3 separate regions of the Homo sapiens genome follow, and regions 2 and 3 are each linked to region 1. A link is a loop called in an ENCODE intact Hi-C map of the cell type or tissue named here. Cell type or tissue: MCF 10A. All regions are shown on one strand. Each heading gives the region's core, and the rest is flanking DNA. Links, peaks and the distances in the headings are about the cores only.

Region 1 (6,783 bases), core at 1,722-6,721:
GTTGTACTTGTTATGGATATGTGCATATCTAATAAAAAGTATTATAAAAGATATACAGTAATGATATAAGCCAACTCAGGAGGGCGTTTACTTTTGGAGAGAGAAGAAGGGATGGGATAGGTAATGGGATAGGTAAAGACATATGGAGGCTTCAGATGTGTCTATTAATATAATGGTTTACTTCTTCCAGAAAATCAGAATCAAATTTGGCATAATTTTAAATAGAGGCAAGGAGAATGGAAGGAGGGTGTCAACAGAGTAGGAGGTTTAAGTTACTAGGATCAGTGGGCTTAGAGAATAAAATAGAGCCAAACAGACATCAGTTTGTCAACACTGTATAAATTCAGATCCTCATTAGTCATACTAAAAGTCAAACAGCCCTTACTCTTGCTTCAGACTCTAAGCACCTTCAGCTGTGTCATTTTTAAAAAGGGGTTGAAACTGTGGAAATCTAAGGGAATACAAAAGCAGGAGATGTGATGAGCATACCTAAGATAATGTGAAGATTTTGAAGACTAGAGCAAGCCAAAAAAAGCAACAAAAGGTTTAGATTTTGAGTTAATTAGGAAAGCAATTGTTATGCCCAATTCAGAAGCCTGAAATGTTTCAATGAGATGTTAATAAACAAGTTTGTTTACTCTGATCCAAGACTAAATTAATGTAAAGCATATTATTATAAACATTGGACTGTTGATATATTTGCAGTTGAATAAATCCAAGCTGTATTTTATAAAGCCAATAAAATTGCTTGCAGGAGGCCAAGAGGAAAAAAAAAAAAAACACCCAAAGACCTTGGCCAGTTTTAGAAGGTACATTGGAGATTCTAATGCAGCTTCCTCTCTCTGTCTCTCTCTGCCCTTTCTTTTTCTCTTTTCTGTCTTTGGCATTCACTTTAACCAGACTGAAAAACTGGAGTATTCATTAAAAAATTGGGGCTGGTAAAGAATGGAGAGTGGGACAGAAAAGAGCATCATCATTTCCATTACATTGTTTTAAAAAATAATAAAGGAGAGTAGTCCACTTAGAGTGAGTACAATGTACCAAAATATGGAAATAAAAAATATTAAAATTTTTTTTAAATGTAACATGTTCTTTTCAAATTACCTAAAGAATACATTAATTCATTTTTATTTTACAAGATTTATGCAGGAGGTAATAAACTGAGCAAAACATTGATCTCTCTTTGTCCCCCATCACTTCCTTCAGATCCCTTTCCCAGACCTAACCACGTGTCCACAGTTGGTGTGCAGTTTTCTGGGCCCTTTTCTGTGAATATGCATATAAAAAATGTATATACTCATAACTGGGATAATATATTTTTCTGCAATATGTTATTTCTGCTTAACATCTTTTAGGGAGCTATGCATCTCAGTGCATCTAGATAACCTGATTCTTTAAAAGAAAATAACTAGGTAGTATTCCTTAGTATGATTAACCCATTATTTATTTAACGCTTCCACCGTTTATGGTTCCTTACATGGTTTCCTGTTTTGACTACTGTAATTCTCCAGTGAACATTCCAGTATATTCATCATTGCAGTAGAGGGCAAATGTGACTTAATGCATAACAGTATCTGGTAATTACAGTAGTATTATCAGGAATCTGCCTTTCACGTATTTGGCTTTGTTTTTCTCTTCATCAGCCTCATTTTTAGGCAACCTCTTTTAGACAAGTTTTAGACCACCACTTTTAGACAATGTGGTAGCAGATACAACAACCAACAGTTCTACTCTTAACATTCTACAAACTTAACCTCTTTCTCAATGTTAGCAAAAGTGGAGAGGTTGGCATGCTTACTAGACCAGCGTGGGTCACATGCCCATCCTTGACCCCTGCGTTGTAGCTCTGTGCATAGTATGCATTGATTTTATGTTTTTGTAAATAGGAGATAAATAGACATCCTAATAGTGTCCAAATTTACATCACTGGGATTAAAGTGTTCTAAGTATTTGCTAGAGTAATGAAATAAGTATGTTGTTTCATAGCATTGCATATGAGAATGAAACATGTTATACATGGAAGATCATTAATATTCTAAAAAGTGGACAATTTCTCAATTCAAGAAAGTGTTGCCCAGTGTATTTGCTGGAAATTCAGTGATATGAGAAACACATTTCTTAATTTTATATTATTTGCCAAACCATAACAAAAAAATCCATATTTTATTCATTTATTAAATAATTTTTTGATTAAATTCTGCTATGTATTGATGACCATGTCAATAGCCTCCTGAAAGAAAATTCCTGCCCTCGGGTTTCTTACATTCTTGTTAGAGACCACAGACTATAAATAGGTAAACAAATGAATAAAGAAGAACATTTCAAACTGTGATGTACTATAAAGGAAATAAAAAAGATCATCCGATAGAAAGTAATTGGAGAAGGTTACTTCAGGGGAGGTAGTCAGGGAAGACCTTCCTAAATGTTCTGAAAAGAGAATATTTGAACCACCACCTGAAGACTGAAAATGAGCCTTGAACCCTAGGCCTATGCTATTCAATATGGTAGCCACTAGCCATGTGTGGCTATTGAACACTTGCATATAGCTAGCTCAAGTGGAAATGTCACACAAGTGCAAAACATACACTAGATCTCCAACACTAGTACCAAAATGATAAAATATTTAATAATTTTATTATGATTACATATTGAAATGATGATGTTTTAGACATACTAGGGTAACCATTACTAAAATTAATGTTTCTTTACTTTTTTAATGTGACTACTAAAATATTTTAAATTACATATATGCTTCACCTTATATGTCTATTTAACAGCCCTGTTCTAGTTAGTTTCAGCCTACTTACTGTTATTAACATGGGCTTTTTCAGCTTTTTTTCCTTGATGAGGCTGATGGCAAGTGAATTTATGTAGTAGACTTTTCTCCAAGCATCTATGTCTATATTTATTGACTGAGGTATCTAAATATAATAATTCAATATTTGATCAAGCTTAATACAGCTCAGTGTTAAGGGATAACATGTGGTGGAGAAAGCATGTAAAATTGCCACATTTACTAGAGGAGTTGTATCATTAGTCATGTTCCTTTAGAAGGGCTCACAGAACAGATAAAAGGGGACCCTGAGTTGGTGAGGTAGGCAGAGCTAGAAGCACAAGGTAATGACAGCGTAGGAAAGGATTTCTGTGGGAAACAGCAACAGCAAAGCACGAAGATCTATTTCCATTCTCTACTTAGTGAAGGAGATTCTATTGTGTTGTAAAGCATGCCACTTCTTGCATGTTAAAATGGAATTTTTTTCTACACATTGTTTTTATACCGATGGGAATGTTAGTGACTTTAGTGTTCCTTTTTTTTTTAGATGTCTTTCTGGGAGATGTTGGCAAGTTCTCACATCCTTAATAACATTAAATTAATTCACTGCAGAGAACAAGCAGAATAGTTTTCTTTGTGCAGTGTTGTTATTCTCATTTCCTGTTGTGGCTTTTGCCATGAGGAAGAGGTTGACTACTAACACTGCATGTTTGATTTAGCAGGTGAAGTTTTTAGTATTTAATGTGAGTATTTTAGAACCCCAGATATGATGTTTGTTATGTAATCTGTACTAACAGTTTTGCAATGGGAAACTCTTCCCTTACTGGTTTGAGAGTTGAGTCATATCCTGTGAATCTAAAGCTACGTTATTTAAACATCACGGGTTCTTCTTACTTTCATTCCAAGTCGCTGCTGTGCAGAGCAGCAAGTGCTCCGTGCAGGGCTGTTGCTATCACTTGGAGGTGAACAGCCTCTTTTGCCGGTATTCAGTGAAGAAAGCAAGTCTAAATATGCAGTTCTCTCACTGGAGTGAAAGATGTTTTGTTCATTTCTAATCAACTATGCTAGACAGCTGCAAGCTGAAAAGTGCCTGCAATTTGCCATTTATTTGTAATAAGGTAAGTAACATTTTGGTTTACTCACTGGATTGTGGTAGCCTTAAATTAATGTGGCAGTTTAGGTATATGATTGTTCCTTAGAAAAATGCCTTCTCACGGGGTATTGAAGGTTGCATTTGAGATTCTAATACAGATAATTTTTAATTTACAGTATAACCTACTTGTGAGATACATAGTGTAATACATTGATATTCCTTTTATGATCATTTTTTATGAAAAATATAGTGCCTGAGAAATGGAAACATTGTGGTAGCTTTATATTGGTTTGTTTTTTTTGTTTTGTTTTGTTTTCTTGAAGGATTTAGTAGTTACCAGGTTCTTAGTTTCTTATATTTCTTTTGCTACCCTCTGATCTCAGTTAAAGGTGAAACATATATCAGATTTATATGATTATCTTTGAATAATTATAGCTCAATCATTATATTTTTCAATTGAAATAAAAAGTAGTCTTAGTAATTATTAGAAAATTTAAAGTGGAAAATTAGTGAAAGCCTCTGGACCTTTCATATTTGGCTTTCTATTTAAGTGAAAGACTAGCATACTTAGAAACTTCTGATTATTCTGTTTGTTTTAAAATTGTATGAGTTTGTTTATCACTGCCTACTTTCTCACTTGCTGTTGGAGGCAGTCATACAAATTGCATGGCTAGAGAAACCTGTGGATAGAGAATGAATGAGAGGTTTATTTTTCAAATTCTTTAAGCTTGCTTAAAGCTAATTCAAAGGTTGGGTGACACAGGAATGTTGTCTTGGCTTCATATTGGTTGAAGCAATAACATCAAATCAGTGTTTAAAGTGGTATTGGGTATCCACAGAACTTTGCATACTCATATTTAAGGCCTTTAAATTCCTTTCAGCTAGAAAAGGTTAATTTGATTTCGAGAGCTATAACTGAATTAGTAAGATATTAACGACTTGAGGTTTTCAAAAATGTGTCTGCTAACGGTTGGCATTATGAATACTTTCGTACTTCTTAATTGACTTACTATCATGCTTGGAGATTGTTTCATTATTTCAACTTCCAAACATATTTGAAGGCAGTATTTTAAATTGGAGAATACTGTATTCCAAATTGGAGAATACTGCTTCCTTTGCAGGTTTTTTGGTCTAGTTTGATGGAGCATGGATTTGTGGAATGATTATCAAAATGTAACATCTGACTTTTGCAATTTCTTAGCCATTGCCACAGCACAAATGTCCAAATCCTTACTCTGGGAAGTGAGCCATAAAAGTACACATGCCTAAAGGACAGGGGTAGATTTTGTATCTTTCAAAATTGGAGGTGGTGTGGTAGATTGTTTTGATACACTGTATTTGTTGAAAGTGGTTAGCAAAAAGAGATTCCTCCAAAGCTTATCTTTGAAAAAGAGAAAAGAAAAATGTAAACAACCAATGAACTTCCAACCCTTTCTGTTAGAATTGATCTGCTATTTTATATTTATATAACTGTACTCTTTTTTAGGCTATGAGAAGAGAAAAAAGATGACTTTTCACAATTAGAGGAGTTAATGACTTATGTCCTACTATACCAGTGAACATGATAGATTTGAAAACAAAACTTCGCTTTAAAACCTCTTAACTCTTAAGATTTAGAAGACAATTAATTAAAAGTTTTCTTGTGCTGGTGATATTAATAAAAGTTATTCCTTCTAAAAATTCAAAACATGATCACCATTTATTTTAATAAAAAATATAAAATATTTTTTATTAAATATGAAAAGTGTATGCTATCTTCATATCCTGTGCTGCAATGTATAGTTTCAAGAGATAAGTGGAATTTATCATCATGCTATCTTATGAATAAATCCTAGCTCTGCTTTGTAATAAAGTTCATGTTTGCTTTGATTCCAAGAACTATACAAATCAGCTATATGACCATTAAGAGATGAAGGTAAACAGATGGAATTAATAGGCATATATCTTTTAAAATTTTTGCTAAATATAAATGCAGTGAGATAGCATGTGGTCTATGTGACAAAACCCTGGGCTATAGGAGTGCAGTGGGAAGAATCAACACTTCTTTGTAATATCAGAGAAAACCTCTAGTTTTGGAGGTGACAATGAAGCCCTTGTCTTCTTTTGATTTTGTTTTTCTATCTACAGAGTTTGGAAACACTGTAATGCTAGATGACAGTCCCATACTTCCCATAGGTGCTTAGTATATGTTAGTGATCCTGTGAACATTAAGGTAGATGAAGCATTTTGAACTCACCAGGAGAGTCTGTTGTTATAAGTGCTGAGATTTGTAATGCTTATCCCCCCTGAGATAAACCCAAGTAGGAAAGCTATGGAGATGGTTTGTTGGGTTTTAATTCCATCTTAATTTAGTTGAGATACTCAAATTAGTCATTTAGTCTCCCTTTGCTTGAGTCATTTCACTAGTGGGATAGGATTAGTAGTATTTATTCGCGGCAATTTACAGCATACTGAAATATAACAAATCAAGTTCCAAATCTCACTCTACAGGGATTTCTCTCCAAGATGAAAATAATAATAATGCCTAGCATTTAAATCAGACTGTATAATAACTATTTATGAACTATCTGTTTTTCTTACAGCAACTTTATTAGGTATGGGTTCTATTATTATTATTATTATTTCCTTTTTATGATGGAGACACTGAAGTACAAGGAAATTAAATGAGTTATTCCTGACATCACACAATTAGTAGTAGAATGACCAGAATTGAACCTAGGTAGGCTGCAGAACCAAGATGCTTAATTACATTCTGTGCCACCTTCTGTTAGAATCCTTTGGTCTTAGTAATTTGAAATGACTGCTATAAAGTACTACAGAGAGGAAAATACGTCTTTTTAATGTTACTACATTTAATCATTTTAATGACTGCAACATTCTTATTCTTAGTGAAACCCAGGCCTTTATGAACCAGAAA
Region 2 (8,463 bases), core at 2,086-7,085, 97 kb after region 1:
CCCATAATCCCCACTTGTCATGGGAGGGAGCAGGTGGAGATAGTTGAATCATGGGGGTGGTTTCCCCCATCCAGTTCTCATGATATGAGTTAGTTCTCGCAAGATCTGATAGTTTTAGAAGGGGCTTCCCCCTCTGCTGGACTCTCATTCTCTCTCTCCTGCCACCCTGTGAAGAGGTGCCTTCTGCCATAATTGTAAGTTATCTGAGACCTCCCCAGCCATGTGGAACTGTGAGTCGAGTCAATTAAAACTCATTTCTTTATAAATTCCCCAGTCTCGGGTATGTCTTTTATAGCGTCATGAGAACAGACTAATACAATGTTAGGAGACACTCTTTGAGCCACTGGACCTAACCAAATCTTAAATAGCTTCCCTTAATAAGGCTAGAAGGTGAAGTACCAAAAAAAAAAAAAAAAAAACACACACAGGGAATTATTAAATGCCAAGTTGTTTTCGAAAACCTACTTCCAAAAATCATTTTTATAGCATCCAATGAACAGAATGCTGAAGAACACTTTCATTTCACTGAAACATTAGCATTTGAAAAATATATTCATTAATTCCTGAGGTAGCAGTCTTTGAATACAATAGGATCAACTGTCACATTTCTAAATGGAAATGGAGATATTAGGGAAGATTGAAATGACTCAGAAAAAATACACTGCTATTCTGTGAAGCTTTGTAAATCAGCTCAGAAAAAAAAAAGCCTAAATATCTGTTAACGTAAAGGTATTCTTTAAAGACATCTCTCTTCCTAAAGAATAAATATTAATATAAACCCTAAGTGCTTTTAGTATAGTATTCATGAAGAGTAAATATGCTTTAGCTTGGAAAAGACTGCTTTAATCAATTTATAGTGAAACAATGTTAAAGTAAGTAAATAGAAATATAGAAATAAAGACATATCACTAGCCTTGGAAGACATCATTGCTGAAATTTGAATGTGATCATTCTGCTTCCATAGAACCTATTCGTAATGCATGGAGTGACTGTGGCAAGAGGATCCATTTATATGATGGTCACAGAGAAAAAATAAGTTTATTTCAGCTTTCTAATTTTCATACACTTTGATGATGAGATGTAATTACATGTGAAAGTCCAAGGCAAACAGAATAAGCGCACAAACTCTTTGTGTAAAACCACACTGAACATTAAAAAGCTCTCCAAATGATAATTTATTTAGAGGATTCACTTATCAAGTTTTCATCAAATCATGCATTTTACTTATTAAAAGTAGTACACTGCCCACACTGCCCCCTAAAAAAGTGATGAAGTGAAGATATTATTTTCTATGTACATACATTACATTGTGTGTTCAGGTCATGCCAGTGGTGCTGGTGACTATCTTGAGGAAGCCTCAAGGTGAAGCCTACATTACTCCATCCTTAATGGTCCTCTTTTGTACTCTTTTACCCATGAAGTATTTTTTCTTGTGCCAACTGAAGCTGTCTTTTACTTTTGATTTGTACTCCCTTTTAAAACTCCGTAAATATTGACTTTCCCAGAGTTGATATTCAACAGAGGTCATGAAAACTCTGCAGAACATCTGGAATGTAAGAAGGAACACAGAAAGGCATAAAAAGTAAAAATGTTAGATAATCAATTCCACGAGCATTTGCTTAGCATCTAGTCTCTGTGACATCCAGCACATTGGTGATTCTAGGAAGCACCCTGCACACCTGGAGCTCTGTACCACAGTACCCTGCAAAGCCCCATGCTTATAATAATATAGGTGGCAATCATGTTAATTATTATAGCTATCAAATATAGTATAAAATTATTATGAAGACTTACTGAGTTAAGACATGCAAAGTGGTAAGAACAATGCCTAGCCTATAGTAAGCATGCAACACAGTTAGCCTTTCCCATCTGCAATTCTATAGCCGAGGATTCAACCAACTGGGGGTTGAAAATATTTGAAAAAAAGGTAAATAACAATACAATAAAAAAATGCAAATAAAAAACACAATGTAACAAATATTCACATAGCCTTTACATTGTATTTGGCATTGTAAGTAATCTAGAGATGATTTGAAGTATACAGAGGATGCATGTAGGTTGTATGCAAATACTACACCATTTTATATTAGGGGCTTGAGCATCCAAGCATGTGCATGTGGATCCTGAAACCAGTCCCTTGAGGATACCAAGGGAGGACTGGACATGTTAACCATTTTAATAAAAATAACAAACACAAATGGACCTAGGCCCGACGCGGTGGCTCACACCTGTAATCCCAGCACTTTGGGAGGCCGAGGCGGTTGGATCACTTGAGATCAGGAGTTCAAGACCAGCCTGGCCAACATGAGGAAATCCAATCTCTACTAAAAAATACAAAAATTAGCCAGGCATGGTGGCACATGCCTGTCGTCCCAGCTACTCGGGTGGCTGAGGCAGTAGAATCACTTGAACTCAGGAGGCAGAGGTTGTGGTGAGCCAAGATTGTGCCACTGCACTCCAGCCTGGGTGACAGAGTGAGACTCTGTCTCAAAGCAAAAAACACAAAAACAAATGGACCTAAGCACAGGGATAGGGTGTTTTGAAGTTTGAACTACTGGTTGTTTGGGAATCAAAGTCCTTGTAGTACATTCTTAGTAAAACAGATTATGAAAAGAGGACTGAAATTTAGCAGAGGTCCAGGATTACACAAACCAGTGGGTATACATTGCTTTGACATACAGAAGACAGGAGAGAAATAATTAGCCAAAGATTTAAGAAATAAAGATCAGAATATCCTTCCAGTTGTATGAGGAAAAAAAGAAACACGTAATAACAATGATAGTTACCTCCTGCATTTATTTATTTATTTACTTTTGCAGCCATTTTCATGATTTTTATTAGAGGTTGACAGACCTTCACAATACAATTAGGAATAACTTGGGAAACAATGCTTTTCAAATGCTTTTAGTAGCAAAGCATTTTTTGGACAAATGGATGATTGCCCTCCCTTAGAGCTTTAGTATTTTCATATTTTTCTACTTTATTACATCTATGTCCATATGTCAATCACAAACAACTATAATGGAGAAAACAGGCATGCATTCCCACTTACATAATTTTAAAAGTAAGAAAAGCTCACTTTAAAAGAAATAAAACTTTTCTACCAACCATAAGTGAACCAAAACAATCAACTCGATGTCAGATTATACAGACAAGCCATTTATACCATCTTTATCCATTCCTTCCATGGCTGTTTAATAATTAAACAGTGTAATAGACACACACTGTGAGCTCTGCAGAATGGCAGCAACTATGTTTTTCACTTAGTCTCTATATGTTTTGAATCTCCTGCATTTCTGTTGCATTTTTACTTTTCAGACTTTTAAAATTTTACTCTAGCCAAAAGGCCTGGTGTATAAAAGCCAGGCCCACTTCACATATTTTAAGAGTTATGAAGTAACTTTGTCATAATCACAAATTGTTGAAAAATTAGAGAGTAGGACTTGGGTTTGGAATCTGTTTTTTAAGTGAAGATCTTCAGAACTGGCAGTATTCATAGATCTGTGATAATTTAATGGTGGCAGTGTTGTTACCAGTTCTTTCGACAAGGCCTTTGATCGCTATACTGCACTTCCATATAGACATTGTAGGTGTAAAAATTTAAACAGAAGAGAAAATAAAAAATAGATCTTATTTCAAGCAAAATGAAAATTTAAATAACGAATGACTGGGGCTTCAAATCATTTGTCCCAATTAAGGTAGCATTTGTATTCAATTATTAACAACACTGAGTGATTTTAATGTAACATATTAACAATTAAATTATCTTACTGGCCTGTCTCCAAAGAAAGTACTTGGGGGCATTTATCACTCATGAAGTTTTCTGGTGCCTGTTATCACAGGTTCTCACCATTTCTGAAGATGATGGCTTTTGTAAAATCACCATGGTCAAAATCTTTTCTCGAGTACTTGCTCCCTGATGCTGGAAGGACTTGGAGATTTATAAGTAGGGAATAATGCTACCACTGAGATATTTTAATTAGTTTTATCACACATTTGCATACATTTTTGTATAGTACTTAAAATGCCTTGGATATTTTATTTACATCAGAACTCATATTAAATTGGATGTAAAAGGACATTGATGTGTGATTTAATCATCTTCTATAAAGTTTATTAGCAAGTGCTCTCTTTTTGAGTAAAGAAAATGTCAAATATTTTATACTTAATATTCATATTATTTTGTTGAATACTTATCGAATGTGTTCTTAGGTGATTTACCTTTATATTAAATATAAAGTGTATTCATACTTGAAGTTTTGCATATCATGACAATGTATTTGTACTTAAGGCTATAACCTTATGAGAGAAGAAAAGCCATCTATCAGCTTTAAAAGATGATTATTTTCTAAGGTCATGTGTCCATTGTTTTACTTTTTTGTCATCCATGCTTAAAAGAAGGTATTTGTAGTTTAAATTGTAGATTTCAACTCACCACCTACATTCCTCCTTTTTATGTTATTATTATAACATCAAATTTCATCAGTCTGGCGTTCAAGACTCTCTGTTAACTGAGTTCATATGCGCTATTGAATAGTTTTATCTCTCATTAATCCCTAAATCAAATTTTCCGCTTCAGCCAGTGTGGTTTTCATAGATTTCCTAAACGTATACCATGTTCATTTGTTCCTGCAAACAGAAGCTGATTCAGTTCTTTACCTTAAATACTCCTTTGTTTTCTTTGCCAACTCAAATTCCTAGCCAAGAGCCTTTCACTGAGGAGTGTGTTCTTGATAATGGCTATATTTTTAAAAATGTCTTAACAAGCAAAAATTAGTCCAGAGCATTTAAGGTAGTGAGGGATGGTTAATAGAGAAGAATGGGAGACAGATGGGAGAGTAATAAGTCTGGAAACTTATGGAGGATACTGACATCTGATTCAAATATTTAGAAGATTGCTTCATAGAAGAGGAATTACTCATTTTTGCTCTAGATCTAGAGTCTAAAAATAGATTTAGGACTAATCTGGGGGAGTGCTGATGAAGCAGATATTTGACTCACTTCCATGGAATAAAGTCATAACAATTTGAGCAATTCAATATTCATAATGCAGTACAAAATGTCCTGAGCACTGCTGGATTGTTAGAGACTGCCAGTTGTCCAAAAATATCCATTTGCCCCTTCTTCCATCATAGAGCTCTCATGTTTTAGATGGCCACAAGGTTGCTCAGCTTCGGCTGACATTTATCAGCCATCCTTGCAAGGGCTATAGGTCGGAAGGCATAAATTGAAAAGCATGTAATTGTTCTATTGCATTGGGATACCCAGCCATGTATGGTTTTGCAAAAAAGAAATGAATTACTTTCTAGTTGAAACCAATAGATAGATAGATAGATAGATAGATAGATTGACAGACAGACAGACAGACAGACAGATAAAGATAGGATCTCAGTGTGTCACCCAGGCTGGTTGTGAACTTCTAAGCTCAAGAGATCATCTTGCCTTGGCCTCCCAAAGTGTTAGGATTACAGGCATGAGCCACCATGCCTGACCAAGCCACTATATTTTTTGGATCTCTTTGTTATGGCAGCTTAGGCCTCTAGCCAATACACTGATACCATTTATAAGAAAGAAAACTTAGTTACACCTAATAAAAGACTTTCAGCTACTTTTTTATTCCTCTAACTACACCATAAATATAGTCTTCAAGGTAAGTTATTAGTTTTCTATTGCTTTGTAACTAATTTCCGCAAGCTTAAAACAACAACCATTTAATAGCTCACAGTTTAGGTAGGTGAGAAATCTGTGCATGGTATAGTTAGGTTCTCTGCTTAAGTATTACAAGACCAAAATTAAGGTGTCAGCTAGGCTGAGCTCTCACCTGGAGCTCAGAGTACCTGTCCAAGCACATTCCTGGTATTGGCAGAATTCAATTTCTCGTGGCTATTAGTCTGTTTTCTTGCTGTCTGCCAGCCAGGAGTTGCTTTCACCTTCTAGGGGACAGTCCAAGGTACTTTACATGTGTCCCCCTTCATTTTCAAGACAGCAGTAGCATGTTAAATCCCCCTTATTCTTCAAATCTGATTTTTGTTTATGCTATCAAGTAGAGAAAACTCTCTGCTCTTAAAGAAAATGGGATAAAATTAGGTCCACCCTGACCATCTTTTTTTTTTTTTTTTTTTTTTTTTTTTTGATGAAGTGTGCTCTGTCCCCCAGGTAGAGTACAGTGGCACGATCTTGGCTCACTGCAGCCTCTTCCTCCCAGGTTCATGCAATTCTCCCACCTCAGCCTCCTGAGTAGCTGGGACTACAGGCATGCACCACCATGCCCAGTTAATTTTTGTATTTTTAGTAAATACAGAGTTTTGCCCTGTTGGCCAGGCTGGTCTTGAACTCCTGACTTCAGGTGATCTGCCCATCTTGGCCTCCCAAAGTGCTGGGATTACAGGTGCGTGACCATCTTTCTTTTGATGAACTCAAAGTCAACTTATTAGTAACCTTAATTACATCAGCAAAATCCCTTTTGCCATATAAGTAACATAATCATAGACATGAATGAAATTTCATCATATTCAGTCAGTATAAGAAATCTTGGGGGTACATTTTAGAATTCTGCCTACCACAGCAGGAAAGACATTTACCACCAGCTTGAAATGATGGCTATCTCATTATGTGCTCGATACACCATAAGTGTGTCATTGCCTTAAATATATTTTAGTGCTGAATGTTGCCAAATTTCATTTGTTGTTATTGTATCAGTACCAAGATAAACAAGATAACATTGACATTGACAGGAGTCGGAATAGATTCTGGAAATATTTTATATTTGATTATATTGTATATAACTTAAAATCTAAATTTTAAAGGATATAGTGTAGACATAAAGATAAGAAATGTAAAAATCCATACTCATTTTGTATGTATCATTAACCTTTAGGTTAAATTTGTCAAAATATTTCAGGCCAGCTAGTCTTAAAACTTAGTAATTACTTTGAGTAACTTAAGAAAACAATGTACTTGCCCTTTTATGATTGGCCCTTTAAGTACATTCTGTTTTTCTGTTATAGGTATATTCCCTGATCAAAGAACGATAACTTGACATCAGACAAGGCAACCTTAAAACATTTTTTCCTGATTATTCATTTGCTCTCTTATTTTAATTTACTTGAAGAAAAACCCCAAACCCTTTCTAAGGGCCTACAGAGCCCCACATGATCTGTTGCCCCACTCAGCTCTGATTTCATCTCCTTTCATTCACTTTCTAGGCCACTAGCTCCAGCAATGTTAGAATTCTTCAGGGCCTCTGCACTTGCTGCTTTCTCTGCCTGGAAACCTCCTTCATTGTTTCAAGTCCCTTTTCAAATGTGTCCTTATAGGTGAGGCTTTCTCTCCACACCTCATCCAAAATAGCAAACCCTCTGACCACCACGCCTTTACCCAACTCTCTGTTGTTCCATGCTCTGATCACCACACAGCACACTGTATGCTCATATATTGGCTCACTGCCTGTCTTCCTCCACTAGAATGGAGGGAGACTCCTTGAGAGTAGAGATGTTGTTTTATGCACTGCCGAATCCACAGCACCTAACACATGTTGACATCCAGTAAATATTGTTGAATGTGTGAGTGTATTTCAGGAAAGGAAAATCATACTAGCAGGAGAATTTATTCACTCTGAGAGCTAGCACAAATCTTGTAATATGCAAGAGCCCTGTCTTCCTTAACAAAGTAATAGGATGTTAATGGCATTGGAAAAGTAGCAAGTTTAACAGAAAAGACAGAAGGCATAAAAAGAGTGTGTCCCTTGGGAAGTGTATAACTTAGATTGGTTCTACATCTTTTATTAAACTTACCAGTGGAAACCTCGGACTTTTCCCACACCCTGCCAGAGAGTTGAAGGGAATACTGTGTTGAAGATAAGAACAGGGACCCACACCACCTACCACTATACTATATCTGCCGTCTTTGTCTCTATCAGTGACGCCATGCTTTAGCAGGATAATTGCAAGTTTTGAAGTCACTTGTCACATTAAACACTTATTAACTGTTTTTAGCATAAGGGGTGAAGGTTTTTTTTTCATTGTTCCTCAAGTATTTTAGTTACATGGTAGGTGTTAACATTTTGCTTTGCTTATCTTTTTTACTTATAAAACTTATATAACCATTGACTATATGGAATAATATGATAATTGAAGAAAAGCCTTTAATTAATAATCAAGGAGATGGTGGCAACTGTAATCATTTCCTTTAAACCTGTATTTTAAAACGAAAAAAACTTTTAGTTGCTCATCTGTGGAAGCATACCCTTTAAAACTTCTCTCATTGAAGAACATGGATAAGAAGATCAGCTTATTGTATCTTTTTTTTAATGACCTCAAATATAGAATCGTGCCAGTGACAATGTCTTTAGGACTACACATGCTTGGAAAGGGTGTCTATGAAATAAGGACTAGCCATTTCCTTAAAGCTCTAAAGATTCAGATGAGGAAGATTAGCTCTTTAAACATACATTTTATGACATAC
Region 3 (8,463 bases), core at 1,678-6,677, 110 kb after region 1:
GCTAGTTTAACCCAACTCACAGGGCTAGAGTTATAACTAAATAAAATATTGTATTAAAAGCACAAGGCACACAGTAGATACTCAAGAAAGTTAGTTCTCTCCCTCCTCAACCCAGTGGTTTTTTTTTTGTTCATTTAGTGGACTTTGCCTTTCAGTTCTGTAAATGAGAAACCCCCTTGCCTAAGAATGGCCAGGCTATGGGAAAAGCTGGTTCATCCCCCATAGTCTTATTAAACTGAATTGAATGGGACTCACACAAAATTGATTGGCTCTGTGAAGTCATATGAATCATTCTAATTAAGAAACATGCTTTTCTAGAAGGAAAATCTATTTGAAAAGTTGTTTCTTAATTAGAATGATTTAGGATGCAAACTAAGCTTCTGGTAACAAGAGACCCAACTTTTCTGATAATTTTTAAAATTATATTTTCTTCCACATGAACCCCAGAAAGATCTAGAGCTGATGATATGGTTCTGCTCTCATCACTGTGTGGTTTCCATCTCTTGTCTAAAGCAACTGCTCCATTTTCACCATAAGACCCAGAAGTTGCATAGGTCACTTATTCTCACATCCTACCAGGAAGGACATGGGTACATGGCCACACCTGTTGCTTGGAGAATAAGATATTCTCTGAAGGGAGGACCAGGCATTCCGCTAAAACTCACAGAGACTCTATTCAGTGATAGTGAAGGGAAAGGGGGAAAATGGCTGTTAAGGGTTCAACCTGCCACAGAAGACAAATTAGGATCCATAGTCTCCATGGTAAGAGTGTAAGATGATAAAAATTTACTCCTGTTTGTGCAAAATCTCCTGAACAAGGAGAAGCTTTGAATACTGATGCTGAGCCAGAGTTCTGGGGCCTGGGTTCCCCACAGCAGTGCTTGTGGGTGCAGAATATGGACTGAAATGTAGTCCAAGAGGAATAAAATGGCCTGATTTGTATATGATGGAGAGAATTCCATTAGGACTTAGAGGATGGGTTTGAAGGAAGGCAGAGAGACCACGCAGAAGGCTCTAAATAATCTAGATAAGGAATGATGGGGCAATGGTGGCAGAGATCATTTCAAGAGATGTTTTACCAATTGAACAAAGATCTTAAGAACAGATGTCAGGTGGGCTAGGCTGAACTGGTGGGCTAGGTTTGTTGCAAATGGAAATTTAATAATTAGAATCCACAGGACTTAGGAATTTGTTAGAGTAGAATGAACTGTGATTATAAATGGACCTCAAAATATTTAATGGCTCAAATGTAATAGAAGTTTATTTTTAACCTACATAAGAGTCCAAGGCAGGTGCTTCTGATTGGCAGATGGCTCTCTGTGTGGTGATTTTGGAACTCAAGTCTCCTTCGACCTCACATCACTTTTAACTTGTTTTATTTTAAGAACTACATTTTGTTCCTTGGCATATTTAGCAATGGAAATAATACCATTATTGAATTTATAACAACTCTGAATTGAAAGGTATAAAGCAAAAGAAGTGCATATATAGAATAAACAGATTATAGAAGCATCCACTAGTGGGAAATGTCTGTCTGATTATTGACCTTTAGCAATAATTAGTTTGGGAATTCAGAAATTAAAACACTTCTACTCAAGTTTCACTAGTTTTCTACATATTTAACTTTATCTTGCTAGAACCTTGATGATAATTTCCTAGACACACTTAACAAATGATGCTCTGCCCCATTTTTTTTTAAATTGCATTCATTGTTTACCTAAAAGGGATAAAAATTTAATAAATTTTAGAAATAATTCCTTTAAGTATATTAATGAAACAGGTTTTGGTGTTCTACGTGGTAATTTTTAGTTTCCTAGAAAATTCATTTATGTGGAATGGCTTATTCTCTGTCAAAGACATGCAAGAGAGGTCTTATCAGAGACCCTCAGAGAAATTTGGGAAATCCCCTCATTTTAAGGATACAAAACTGTATACAACAGAGCCTAAGTGACTTTTCTAAGATCATAGTTCTTGTAGACATGTAGACAATAGACACAACTAACTCTTTGGCTATAGGAGTACTGGGACTGCAGAATCCAAATAAGAAGAAAATCCCAGAATCATTGCAATTAATAATACCCAGTGTGACCCACAGATGAAAAGGGCTGAAAACGAAGAAAAGCCCGTTGAAATTGATGAATTTTTAAAAGTTATTGGTGACACTCAAGGAAACAATTTCAGAAAAGTATTGGGATAGCCAAGAAAAAAAAAAAGGATTGAAGAGGCGTAATACTTTAGGGTCTATTTTTTAAAATATTCTGATTTTTTAAATAGGAAAGTTAAAGTTCTTTTAAAAAACGTTTAATTTTTTAGATGTGATTTTTTGTTAGGATGGCTATATAAACATGGTAGCATATTTCAGCAGAATTCTCAGGAAAAATAGTTTCCTTTCGGTAAAAAAAATTAATAGTACTATATATTGTATCTACTGAGTCACTGAGTCAATTACCAGTCATAGAGCGAATTCCTGGAGGAGACAGGAGTAAGGCCCTTTGGAAAAAATGACATCTAGGATAGTTGTTGTAGTTGCTCAATGTCACCAAGTAATATACAACTTACATTCAAAATTAAAGCAATCCATATTTTCGTTTACCTAAACTTCCAGAAGTTATCAGAAAATTGCATTTAGATACCACCTGCTGTTTATGTCAGATATGAAAGGGAATTTGAATAAGTTATATGAATAAGTATATCCCAAATACATCCATACATATATATCCCAAATTTGAATAAGTTGTATGAATAAGTATATCCCAAATACATCCATACATATGTATCCCAAATTATTCATGTTATATTTGGGATACAACATGAATAATTTCGTCTTGCATGTCTTCAACTCTGCATTTAGGAGAGAAAACTAAGCCTAAAGGTTACCTGAACTGCCTTCTACTACTCTTCAGGAAATAAATATACCTAGTGCCATCCTATGCTACACTTTACCATACTATTATTTTAAATTAATCTATGTGCTATATCATGGTAACTTACCAGAAATTTTAAATTCATTGGAATATTCATGTTCATTATGGAAAAAATGTTGGTTTACTTTTATTTTATTATATGAAGCCACCTGTGATTATAAACCTCTTGCATTTAAATTTTAATATATTTAGTTATTTAGCATTATGAAATATTTCCATCCTAGGGCATAACAAGTCTCCAGCAAAAAATGAGGGAATAGAATAGCTTATGGAAATTATTTTAACACATCCATAAGGTACCCTTTTTGAAGATTTTTAAATCACTGATGTTTTGAATGTCACTATTTTTACAACCTCTCAAATGTGAAGGACCTTATTCTACAAGGATACCCTCTGTTACAATTGGACAGCAAAGGTAGCTAGCTTTAAATATTTGTAGGAAGATCAGTTATCTTCAGAAAGATCCAGCTTAAATTTTAACTGTCCCCACAATATATGTGTTCACTGCTTTTTTTCTTTTGTCTTTTTTCTTATTCCTCCTCCTCCTTCTTCTTGTGACACTGAGTTGCAATTTGGCATTGTTTTCGATGAAGACTTAGCATTATTGAGTAGTTGTAGATTTCCCAAAACGTGAGTAGCTGTTTCTGTTTCATTAAGTGCTAGGTTTGGAATGAGACTGATTTAAACTTGTTAACCAGGAGGCTTATTTATTCTGAGAATGAAAAGCAAGAGTATCATTAATAGACAGCTATTTACATTTTAAATATCTTTAATACTAGTTTAAGGGAAGATAGGCTGCCATCTTGTGTATGCTGTGTTTATTGCTACATAAAAATGGACACATTCAGACCACGTTTAGTTGTGTTGTCTTAAATAACATAAAAGGCTTTAAATATTACACAGAATGTTGAAGTGCCCATCAGTATCCTGCCTTGTAAAAAATAAATAAATATAGCATTAAGAACATGTACTCCTTTGCTACATGAGTAAACATTATAGAAACCGTCCAATTCCTCTTTTTAAAGGAATTTTATTCCAGCATTTAGAAAAAATTGATATTTCCTAGGTCTAGGATAGTCTAGAACTTTTAGACCATGGAATTTATAATTACAAAATAATGTTTTTATAAACAAATTCTAAAGTTAAGGCTACCTGACAAAATGAATATGTGAAAGGTTGTTCTTGAATATGACATTAATAACAAAATCTGAATTTTACTGTAGGGCGAATACTTTCTAGATTCATCTTTCGTACTTTTTGACTTGTTTTCAATTCATTTATCGTCATAAAAAGTATGTCAATGAAAGTAATGGTCCAGATAATAACAACAAAGCATATGCTGCCAGAAAATGCCTGGGAACTTCAAAGTGTGCCCTGCAAGGCGCTCTAACCTTTGGTTTCAATAGCAGAACCACAGGCCTCTCTTTAATTTGATAAGTACTATTGCCATCTTGTGGTTTTATGCAATATTGCAACAAAACAGCACTGGCATATGAAGCTATTGATTTTTTTGAGTCTTTCGAACCAACAAACTAAATCCTTTTTGTATAGTATGTTTATTGAAGATTAACCACATACCACATATTAGTGACTTGGATTTCCTGGGAGTTCTATTACAATAAAATTATTTAAATCCACTGTAAAGTCAATAATAATATAATCTTGAAAACGTGTAATTTCCCTATAATGAAATATAAGGAAGTAACATTTCCCAAAGAGAGATCCAAGGATTGTTGGTCCTAAAAGATGCACTCAAGAAAAGTAGGCCTCATAGTCAAAAAAACTTAGTAAGTGATGCCTGTCAAGCCTCCTTCTTGGAAAGTCATAGTGAACGTTCAATTATTTAAAGGCTACAGAAAAGGAATCTATTTAATTTTCTTCTAAACCAGTATTTTCCAAATATACTTGACCATATAACTCCTTTAAAAAATAAATAATAGCTATTAATGTCATCAGATAATATCTTGCTAAAATATACTTGGTAAAAACACTTTCAAACATAGATTAGTGCATTAGTTAAAAATCTTTCACTGAACCTAAATTAAAAGAACAATGTCTCCAGTTACCCATGTTGGAATCACAACAAGCTGAGGGTCTTGAAATATTAAGGACTCTCAATCACTAAAAGTCCCCTAAGTTAAGAATTTGAAAATGATTAGAAATTTCTTTTTAATACTTGGCTATTAAAATTATGAAATTTTAATAACAGTACCTAAAAGCCACTAAGTGATGGTTGGAAAGAGAAATGTAGCAAATTTTATCCTATGAAGTCAAAACAAAGCAGAGAAAATTAGATGACGAACTACCAAGAGTTGTTCGCCTGGATCTGTTTTTCCTGTGCTAATGAAATTTGCTGACATATTTACCACTTTTAAACCAGGTCACCCTGTGACCAAGACCACACGTTTATAAAATATTGCGCCATCATAATACGTTTTTGGAGATCCTAACAAGCAGCCTCTGTCTCTCTCTGACACCAGTCTCGAACATCTCTGTGTCTATTGCAGACTGAAAAATCTGTCCTTGAATTTTAACTTAACTCTTCAATCTACTCTTGTTAGCTGACATTTTACTTCTTCAAGCCATTGGATATTTACAGTGTCATCAGGGATATGACACCCAGCATGAGAAGTGTTGTGTTTGGAGACAGCCTAGTGTAGCAGTTAAGTTCAGGTTCCAGCAGCCTAGTTGTATGACTTTGGGGAATTTACTCCCTTATTTCATGCTGCAGTTTCTTCAGCTGTGAACTCAAGATAACAATAGAACTCATCACATTGGCTTGTTACGTGGTGTGTGATAGCTGATATAATAAGTGTTCAATAAATGTTAGCTATAGTGATCTAAGTTCCCTTTTATAATGGAAGTGGTACCATTAAGACCCAGCAGACCACCCAGCAGGATTCTAGGAACCATCTCTACCCAACCTTCAGGGGATTTTGACACTTAACCTACACAGTGGTTGAGAAAAAATGTTTCTGGGAGGGAGCAAGAAGCAAAATGCTTCTCAAAAAGATTAACATCTGAGTGTATAGGCCTCTGTGCTAAATTACTAAAAGTTGTATCAGTATTTTTACATAATAGCCAAACTAAATGAAGTTGACATTGTGTACTACCAATAACTGCAGAGAAACCCAATAAGGCCAGATTTTGTGCGAGTGCGTTTTTTGTAAAATGATCATTCCTAGTTTTGAGGGGAACAAAGAAATAGATCATTGTAACAACACTTTGAAATGGGAGAAGGCTTTGTGATCATGTGCAAGAAAAAGCACTAGCTGAACTAGCCCTCAGATTTGAGATTGAGTTTGGGCCCTGCCACATCCTTGGTTTTGTTGTTTTTTTTTTTTCGAGACAGAGTCTCGCTTTGTCGCCCAGGCTGGAGCGCAGTGGCACAGTCTCGGCTCACTGCAACCTCCGTCTCCCAGGTTCACGCCATTCTCCTGCCTCAGCCTCCTGAGTAGCTGGGACTACAGGTGCCCGCCACCACGCCTTGTTAATTTTTTGTATTTTTAGTAGAGACGGGGTTTCACCGTGTTAGCCAGGATGGTCTTGATCTCCTGACCTTGTGATTCCCCTGCCTCGGCTTCCCAAAGTGTTGGGATTACAGACGTGAGCCACCGCGTCCGGCCAGCCACATCCTTATTAACTGTATGACTTGGAGCAAGTTATTAACCCTTCTTGGTTTTCTCATCTATAAAATGGAGGCAATAGTAGACTCACTGAGATAGTGGTGATTAAACAAAAGTATGAGAGCTTTATAGACCAGAATAAATACTTGTCAATAGTGGTATTATACGTAGTATTGCAACAATTGCTTAATACTTTCACACAGTAGTTATATGCCACTGTTTTAGAGTTAAAGAAAAATATGGGTGTCTGGGATTCCTAAACTGTTGAATAGAAGAAACATTGGGCTTGGAGTCTGAAAGTCTAAATATGCCCTCCATTCCTGTCACTTATTAGCTTAATTGTTACGATATTTTGGGCAAGTAACATAAAATTCCAGATTGTTCCTCACCTGCAATGTAGATTGATATTAATAATATATGCTTTTTCCAACTCAAAGTCAGTTTGAGGATTGTTTAATCTGTTTGTGCTGGTATAAAAAAATACTTGGGACTGAGTAATCTATAAATACACAGTTATAGATTTCTCATAGTTCTGGAAGCTGGAAGTCCAAGCACCGGCCGGTTTGGTGTCCAGTAAGGGCCTGGTCTCTGCTTCAAAGATATTGCCTTGTTGCTGGGTCCTCTGGAAAGGAAAAAACATTGTGTCCTCACGTGGCAGAAGAGACAGAAGGGGAAAACATCCCCTCAAATCCTTTTATAAGGTATTATTCTATTCGTGATAGAGTCCTCATGGCCTAATCACTTCCGAATCACTGCCTCTTAATACTGTTACATTGAGGATTAGTTTCAACATGAATTTTGGAAGGGAAATAAATGTGCACGAATTTATCAAATAGCAAGAATGTATTTGATAGTACTCTGTACACAGATTCACTTATTCATTTACTTATTTAACAAATACCTGTTGAGACTAAGAAGAGTAACATCAGCAAGATGGCAGAATAGGAGATTACACCCCTTGTCCAGTCACAGAAAGACTGATAAAAAAAACCATCCACACACACAAAAATACTTCCCTGAGCTCTGGATTCCAGGTGAAAGGTTACACCACACTAGTGGAGTACAGAATGGGAAAAGGCACAGTAAAGGGCTGGAAGGGCAGTTTCACTCTACCTGAATCATTTTCCAAACCAGAATGGTGTGAGGACTAGAGAGATCTCCTCTGTTCAGAGCTCTCCTGTAAGGAAAAGAGAGTGAAGTGGATATCTGACTTCCCCACAGACCTAGGCTCCAGGCCCACTCTAGCACCAGCTGGTTCCAGCAGAAAGAGAAAAAAATGGCATCCAAGAATACTTTACCCAGAAAGTCTTTCCTTCAGAAATGAAGGAGAGATATAGACTTTCTCAGACAAACAGAAGCTGAGCAAGTTCATCGCCTAAACCTCGATTATAAGAAATGATTCAGAGAGTTATTCAAGCAGAAATGAAAGGATGCTTCTTAGCCAAACATGAGAGCATAAAACTCATTAGTAAAGATAAGAATATAGTCAAATCCAGAATTTGACCAATAGTTATTATTCTAATACTATAATGGTGGTGCATAATCATTTTTAAATTTATTATGAAAGTTCAAAGACAAAATTATTAAAAATAACTATAGCAAAGGATTTACAAAACAACTAAAAAACAGTTAATAAAAGAGCAATAATAAGGTCTTACCTATCAATAATTACCTTTAATGTAAATGGATTAAATTATCCAATCAAAAGACAGAGTGACTGAATGGATTAAAAGAGAAAGACTCAACTATATACCACCTACAAGAGACTTACTTCACCTTTAAGGACACATATAGATTGAAAGCAATGGTATAAAAAAAGATATTCTATTTAAATGGAAACCAAAAGAGAGCAAGCGTATCTGTACTTATATCAGACAAGACAAACTTTAAAACTGTAAAAGAAAGATGATAAT

The links. A loop is a pair of places that touch in the nucleus more often than their neighbours do. Peaks named below come from ENCODE experiments on the same cell type or tissue, not always from the same donor. Only the 100,000 strongest peaks of a DNase experiment are listed, where the experiment ranks them.
Region 2: a loop joins it to region 1, with 5 times the contacts of the local background. A loop is called at or near these places in 4 of 110 quality-filtered maps.
Region 3: a loop joins it to region 1, with 7 times the contacts of the local background. A loop is called at or near these places in 10 of 110 quality-filtered maps.

What each region holds. Positions count from the first base shown.
Region 1 is chr5:95,078,534-95,085,316 of GRCh38, reverse strand. All of the region lies in intron 1 of MCTP1 (multiple C2 and transmembrane domain containing 1), which reads left to right. Among named protein-coding and RNA genes, the nearest start is that of MCTP1-AS1, 100 kb to the right of the region's middle. In MCF 10A, for the core only: no CTCF peak of the experiment used is centred there; DNase peaks (open chromatin) are centred at 3,656 and 5,086.
Region 2 is chr5:94,980,554-94,989,016 of GRCh38, reverse strand. The region is part of intron 2 of MCTP1 (multiple C2 and transmembrane domain containing 1); the gene reads left to right. It overlaps MCTP1-AS1 (MCTP1 antisense RNA 1), which reads right to left. Exons shown (of 2, transcript NR_189169.1): 2 at 8,124-8,193. Among named protein-coding and RNA genes, the nearest start is that of MCTP1-AS1, 6.1 kb to the right of the region's middle. In MCF 10A, for the core only: no CTCF peak of the experiment used is centred there; a DNase peak (open chromatin) is centred at 4,966.
Region 3 is chr5:94,964,601-94,973,063 of GRCh38, reverse strand. The region is part of intron 2 of MCTP1 (multiple C2 and transmembrane domain containing 1); the gene reads left to right. Among named protein-coding and RNA genes, the nearest start is that of MCTP1-AS1, 9.9 kb to the left of the region's middle. In MCF 10A, for the core only: CTCF peaks have their summits at 3,712 (motif pointing left) and 4,389 (motif pointing left); a DNase peak (open chromatin) is centred at 4,343.